Linked DNA regions of Homo sapiens: region 2 is linked to region 1. A link is a contact called in ENCODE Hi-C or POLR2A ChIA-PET data. All regions are on one chromosome and are shown on one strand. Each heading gives the region's core, a stretch centred on a gene start or an enhancer-like site at or near the end of the contact. The rest is flanking DNA. Distances are from core to core; before and after follow the strand shown. Region 1 has its middle 140 kb from the start of RAD51B-AS1. Region 2 has its middle 30 kb from the start of ZFP36L1.

What was found. A loop is a pair of places that touch in the nucleus more often than their neighbours do. ChIA-PET counts read pairs that join two places held with the same protein, here RNA polymerase II (POLR2A). Pooled maps may share reads with other maps.
Region 2: a pooled map shows a loop between it and region 1 (1.9-fold over the local background). The contact joins two enhancer-like sites. A Hi-C loop is called at or near these places in 1 of 168 maps with a recorded cell type or tissue (posterior vena cava) and 2 of 50 pooled maps. POLR2A ChIA-PET finds 5 or more read pairs at or near these places in 3 of 52 experiments (A549, MCF 10A and activated CD8-positive, alpha-beta memory T cell).

What each region holds. Positions count from the first base shown.
Region 1 is chr14:68,546,252-68,549,838 of GRCh38, reverse strand. It overlaps a transcript of RAD51B not described here. Among named protein-coding and RNA genes, the nearest start is that of RAD51B-AS1, 140 kb to the left of the region's middle. RefSeq lists an enhancer at 1,771-2,362. Within about 2 kb of position 1,503, at least 31 of the 41 ENCODE cell types and tissues checked have a DNase peak (open chromatin) inside an H3K27ac peak, as active enhancers do.
Region 2 is chr14:68,761,711-68,765,108 of GRCh38, reverse strand. No RefSeq gene overlaps it. Among named protein-coding and RNA genes, the nearest start is that of ZFP36L1, 30 kb to the left of the region's middle. RefSeq lists enhancers at 1,665-2,165, 2,166-2,666. Within about 2 kb of position 1,953, at least 20 of the 41 ENCODE cell types and tissues checked have a DNase peak (open chromatin) inside an H3K27ac peak, as active enhancers do.

The DNA of each region.
Region 1 (3,587 bases), core at 254-2,753:
CACCATCAGTCAGCAGAGAGTGGCAGGATTCCGCTGTAGCTTCCCACATGACTTAGTAAAAAGAAATACCTATCAGACTTCTTTTTCCCTTCATCTGGATCTTTCTATAAAAATGTGTCCAGGGCGGCCGGGCGCGGTGGCTCACGCCTGTAATCCCAGCACTTTGGGAGGCCGAGACGGGCGGATCACGAGGTCAGGAGATCGAGACCATCCTGGCTAACACGGTGAAACCCCGTCTCTACTAAAAATACAAAAATTAGCCGGGCATGGTGGCGCGCGCCTGTAGTCCCAGCTACACGGGAGGCTGAGGCAGGAGAATGGCGTGAACCCGGGAGGCGGAGCTTGCAGTGAGTCGAGATCGCGCCACTGCACTCCAGCCTGGGCGACAGAGCGAAACTCCGTCTCAAAAAAAAAAAAAAAAAAAAAAAATGTGTCCAGGGCATGGATGAAGCACTAGATAAGAGCTAACATTCTTGTGGTTAGCTGCACCAATGATTTGGTGCAAGCCACTCCTCACTGGTCAAATGAAGTTTGGGGCTCAAAGAAATGTGAGTTGTGCCCTCCTTTTCTCCCCCCATCCCTCCCCCTGGAACATTCTGTGACTATAGACTGTGGCTCAAAAACGGGGATGTTCCAAGTCTGACTCAGTCACCAGCCTTGGAGTTAGGGTTGTCCTGAGGAGATAAGACAGACAGCTGGGAGACTATCTGGTGGCTTTTGAAGAACCTGACCTACTCCTGGGGCTCAAAACCCTCAGCTCCCACTCTGACTCCCAGGGCCTGAAATGCCAGCCTCACAGTCACTCCCTGGGGATCTGAATACACCCCTACCCACTCAGGGGTCCTGTAATCAAATGCAAATTAGGTCTTTATTCAACAAAGGGGTGGGAGGAGGGATTTGCTGACAACCCTGTGAGTGCCTGGCAGAAGGCCCTGGGGACTGATGGCCCCCCATGGAGGGAGGTCAGGAAAGAAAGGAGAACAGAAAAGGGAGAGAGCTCAGAAGGGGTCAGAGGCCTCGGGCAGCCCCCACTTCATCCCCAGTGTGCCCTGGGTGGGGGGATAATCCTGGGTCATCAGCCTTGGGCATTGTCTTAGCAGTGTCAGGACGCCCACCCTGCGCATCACTGACTACACTTCCGGCCTCCTTGCATGTGATGCTCTGTGCTAACCAGCAATTCTTCAGGCCCAGAACGCACAGACATCCACTCTGTCCCTCTCATTTCTCCCAAGACCCCAAGAAGTCAGGACTCAACACTAAGAGTAGGGCCTGATGGGGCACAGCTTGGAGAAGAGGCGTGCACAGAGGGTGGAGAGCCATCTCGGAACCAGCTCCTGCGGAGTAAATCAAACTGCCGTCCTCCCCCACAACCCGCTCTGCAATCCTTTCCAATCAGGGAGTCTAAAATTACCATATTTACAGCATCTGCAGCCAAGCCAAGCACTAAACAAGATGAATAGCAGTGACGCACGAGCCTGAGTGGGAGCCGGGGTAGAAGCATGCAGCAGGCTGGGCTGGGCAGGGCTGGGCTGGGCTGGGATGGGCCCTGGGGGCAAGTGAGCCACAGCGGGAGAGTGAGGACAGTCCCAGGCAGGGGTCCTGATGGATGAACTCACCCAGCACTAAGGGGAGGTAGAGGAAGGGGTGGTGGGTGAGGAAGCCTCGGTATCTCAGCCTTCTTAGAAAAAGAGAGGAGGCAATTAACAGAGAGAGAACATGAGAATATCCTGCTGACTTTAGGTTTCTCTCCTTCCTCCTCTGCCTCCCTCCCCTTAAACTCTCCAGGAGGAACCCACTGAGGCCTCCAAGACAGGATGCCTTCCATGGAGTTTCCTTGTGTATATGTGGGGTGGGGGATTTCCAGAAGGGTTTTGCTCTGGATTCTTCCAGTGGGGATACCCATGCCTTGTGAGTTTCCTTCCCAAGCAGCCTTTTCCAAGGACACTCTGTCAACCTACACAGACCAGTGACTTCATTCCTAAAAAAGGCCTGCAGGTCTGGGTGCTTTCGTTCTGGAGGAGAGTGAGGCCAGGAATGACAGGGAGTGTGTTCTGCTTCAGGGTGTCCCAACACTTTTTGTCCAAGCCTGGCTGTTCTCTCCCCGGAAGGAAAAACGCCCAGGAAAAGAGGCTTGGTGACTCATGACCTGCTCACTTGTACTTGGAGTTTCAGAGCTAGGAGGGAGCTACAGACAACAGAGAGAGGGAAAGAGACAGGGCCAAGGAACCCGGGCTTGTGGACTCTAAGGCCAGTGCTGTGTCTCCTGCCCCGGAGGTTCACCTTAGATTCCGTGATGCTCCCGGGTGCTGAGGAGTGAGCGGGGCTCCTGGACCCCAACACTCCTTCCTTCAGCCAGAGCATCTCCATTTTGAGCTGTTTTGTGGACTGGCCTTCTCTTTATGTTTTCATTTCATTTCCCCAAAATGTTCAGTGACTTGAGTAAAGTCCCTGGCCTGTACGTGCCGACAGGAAGTGAAAGGTAACAGTGGATGGCCGGAAGGAAGGCAGAATGAGGTGTCTTTAGAAACAGATGGAATGTAGCAGGAGATGCTGAGAAAGGAGGTTAATCCCGACACAAGGTCATGATCAGCACTCACGTGTGAATCAGCCCCCAGAAGAAGATGTCTCCTCTGAGAGATTTAGAGCCAGAAGCCACCTGCACTAATCGTGCCGGAACCTGAACTCAGATCCCGAAGTGTGGGCTGTTTGTTAGGCACCGGTCTAGTCCATGACAGCCATTTGTAATAGGAGGTGAGGAGAGGCTGGATTTGCTGGTGCTTGAGTTGGAGTTGCACAAAAAAAATGTTTCCAAGCTGAGAACATCATGAAATAGGCAGACCATTCAGCACATGACTAATTCTGGCCTCACCCTCAGGGTGTGCTAGAAGGAGAAAGTCCTGATAAACTGCACAGAGGTGTTTCTGCTCTTCTCACTTGCCCAGAATTGCCAAGAGTTTGCCATTAACATTAACATGGTAAGAACTGAGTGGAGTTGGTCGCCCAAGATAACAGCTCCCATTCCCACTGACCTCTGCCCTGTCCTAGGTAGGGCCCATGCTATCCCATAGTAGCCAGAAGTCCTCTTCTCTTCTCCTCCCGCCTCTCAGAGCACACCTGTCTCCTCCCCCCAGCTCCTCTTTCCCACCCTCCAGTGGTATTCCTCCAGTTTTGGGGCTTCTATTTTTTCTTTCAACTCTGTCTGCTCTCCTTGAGTGACTTTACTCTTTGTTGGCTTCGTTTATCACCAAAAGCCTGTGACCTCAGCTCCAGCCATCTTCCAGAATTGCCCACGTATATTTCCAACTGTCTACTGGACATCTCTAGTGGAACATTCTATGGTTGTCTCAAATCATACATGTCCAAGACTGATCTCACTATCTATGCTCCCTTACTTCCCATAACAAGCCCCTCTTCACCTGAAGGTTCCTACCCTGTCTCCTCTCTCTCAGTCAACGATATCACCAGCTACTCAGACATCCACATGGAAACCTCTGGACCCTCCCTCTCCCTCACCAAGGTCTGATGATGTTAACTCTGATGAGTCCTCTAAATCTCTCCCCTTCCCTTCTATGCCACCATAGCCCCGG
Region 2 (3,398 bases), core at 704-3,203, 210 kb before region 1:
GGTGGGTGTGGTTATGCTGTGATAACAATCACAAAATCTTGGTGGCTTACAATAAGAAAGGTTATTTTTCATTTGTAATACATGTTCATTGCGAGTTGGCCACGGACTGCTCTGTTGATTTCACTCCTGGGCTGATGGCGTGACACTGGGACTCCTGGATCTGGGGAACTCATGGTTTCACAGCAGAGGGAAAAAAGATTGACATACGGAATCACTCACTAATTCTTAAAACTTCTGTCTAGAAGTGACGCCTGTCACTGCTGCTCACATTTCACTGGCCAAAGCAAGTCATATGGCCAAACCTCAACTCTCCTGGGGCAGGGAAGTATAATGTTCATCCAATAGTAAGGTCTACCACACAAAGGGTCCTTAAGTCAGCACTGTTTTAGGCTAGGGGGACCTAAATTCTTGGAAGATACAGAGACCTCAAAATCCAGTTGGTGAACAACTGTCTTGAGATGGAGTTATAAACAAATGTAAGAATAAAATATAATGGCTAGGCATGGTGGCTCACGCCTGTAATCTCAACACTTTGGGAAGCTGAGGTGGGAAGACTGCTTGAGCCGAGGAGTTTGAGACCACCCTGGAAAACATAATGAGACCCTGTCTCTACAAAACAATTTTTAAAAAATTAGCTAGGCACGGTGGTGCATGCCTATAGTCCTAGCTACTCAGGAGGCTGAGGTGGGAGGATTGCTTGAGCCCAGGAAGGGAGGCTGCAGTGAACTATGATCGTAGCACTGCACTCCAGCCTGGGTGACAGAACAAGACCCTGTCTCTCCAAACAAACAAACAAACAAACAAAAAAAGCAAAACAAAACAAAAAAACCCAAAATACAATATAAGCTTCACAAGGGAAGAGTCTTGAGAAGACTAACTGGGATTACAGGCATGCATCACCAAGCCTGGCTAATTTTTGTATTTTTAGCAGAGGCAGGGTTTCACCATGTTGGCCAGGCTGGTCTTGAACTCCTGACCTCAGGCAATTCACCCGCCTTGGCCTCCTAAAGTGCTGGGATTATAGGCATGAGCCACAGCGCCAGGTCTCAGCCAGGTTTTGAATCTTGCTATATTGTTGTAAATTCCAGGTACTCCACCCCCTCGGTACCCTCATTTGTCTTGCTTTGGGACAGTGACAGTGGAGTCCACTCTCCCTGTTTGACCTTCTCCAAGGACCTCCTAGAATATGGTGGGAGAAGGGAAGCGCATGTGGCTGGGTGAGGGAGGAAGACTTGGCTTTTCCTCCATCTTCATTTCAGTTGATCTGGGAGGTACAGAAATCTATCTTTTTAGGGATGTGGCTCAGATATTTTCATTTTATTAAAACTGAAGTCTTAGACTCACAGGTTTCCTTCAGGCTGGAATGCTTCTGGTGTAACATAACATTCTGGGGAGTATTAGCCAGCCGCCCCCTCTTTCTGGGTCAGTACCAGGCTTATGTAATTAGAAGTCCAAAGTGGAGACGAGTCAGACAGTCAGACTCACCCAGCCAATAACCTTCCCCCGCAGCTTTCTATCTGGTCGTCACAGAATTTTTGGGCAGGAGGAGACCTTGCACCTAATGAACTCTCATCTGTCTTGTTCCAACTAAACAGCTGAACATCATGAAGACCAAAATGCAACCCTCCTGTCCTAGATGTCAAAGCTAAAGCCTAGGACCCTAGTGGTCACTCTGTACCCTTCAACTGACTTACAGACTGGGGCCCACCATCCCTCCCTACCTCCTCCAACAAGATAAACACATCCGTGACCCCATCCCTAGGGAGCCAGGGAGGGAGGGAGGGAAGGATGGAGGAGGGAGCCTCCCCGGCACAGACAATCAGAGACTCGGCCTTGACTTAGGTTGTTAAGATAGCTGCTGCCTCCCTTCTCCAGCTGGCGGGAAGCAGTGACCCAGGGAGCCTGAGCCACCTCCGGGGGAGGAGAAGCTGGCTAGGGAGGAAAGATAAAGGAGAAGGGGGAGGAGTCTGGCCAGCTCCCACCTCCCGGCTGCTGTTCCAGCCAAGTGGCTGAGCTGGAGAAAGAGAACTGATAACAGATAAGGGTCTTGCTTTCCTGTGGCCTTGTTTATACAAGCTTAGGTTCTTGCCGGCTGGTCCCTGGGGGTGGGGGTGGGAGTGGAGTAGCTATGTGGGTGGAGGGCAGTATGGGTTTCTGGACCAAGGCTGGGTTTCAGCTGGCCAAGGCCTGCTTGGCTTAGAGATTTTCCCTGTACCTCCCACCCCACCCCCACCCCCAGATTTCCTGCAAGAAGCTGGCTGAGTGGACGCTTGAGCTGAAATGCAAGGCTTTCCACACGTGGAGTTGGGGGGCATTTTACCTGAAAAGCAGTGGACATGGCAACTCTGTCTCTCACTTGGCCTCTGGGGCTCTGGGCATCTGACAAAAGATTTCTATTTCCAACAGAGCCTTGTAGTCCTATATTCAAGCGAATTCAAGAATCCCCTGCACTCTATTCCTCAGCCTCCCTGAAACAAATTGGGTCAGACTTGTGCTGTGTCTGAGGCCCTGGAAGCTGTGGAAGAGCAAGTGCCATGTGCCAGGTCCTGTGCTAGGGAATAGGGGTCGGGTCATGAACCAAAAAGACACAGTCTATGCCCTGGTGGACATTAAAAGCAAGTAAGTGAGTCTACGAATCATGGCCAAGGCAGCATATGCTCTGGAAACATGGCAGGGGATCTAATCTCTCAGGTGGTCGGGAAAGACTTTTTGGAGGGATGGCATCTAAATAGAGGATTGGGCTGGGTGCGGTGGCTCACGCTTGTAATTCCAGCATTTTCGAAGGCCGAGGCAGGTGGATCACTTGAGGTCAGAAGTTTGAGACCAACCTGGCCAACGTGGTGAAACCCCGTCTCTACTAGAAATACAAAAATTAGCCAGGCGTGGTGGTGTGTGCCTGTAATCCCAGCTACCTGGGAGGCTGAGGCAGGAGAATCACTTGAACCCCGGAGGTGGAGGTTGCAGTGAGCTGAGATCATGCCATTGCACCCCAGCTTGGGTGACAAGAGCAAAACTCCATCCCCTCTCCTGGCAAAAAATAATAAATAAATAAAAATAGAGGATTGACAGACAAGCAGGATTGAGTAGAGTCGCAAGAGACACATAGAGAAAGAGCATCCCACGCAGAGAAAACACTGCAGGGAAAAGCATTTTAGAAGCAAAAGAGACGGGGTGTTTGGGGGGAAAAGAAAGGGGCGGTGTTTTGTGGGACCCTGAGGAGGAAGGGGGCAGAGCAGAGGTAGGCAGAGGCTAGATTATGGTTGGGGGTAGGAGTGGAAGGCAGAAAGGGGACTTGGAGAGAGGAGAAGAATGGGCAGACTGGAGGACTCCAGGAAGCTTTCCTCTGCAGGAAAGTGGGAGCCATGGTCCTTTCTGAGGTATTCCTAGATGGTGACTCC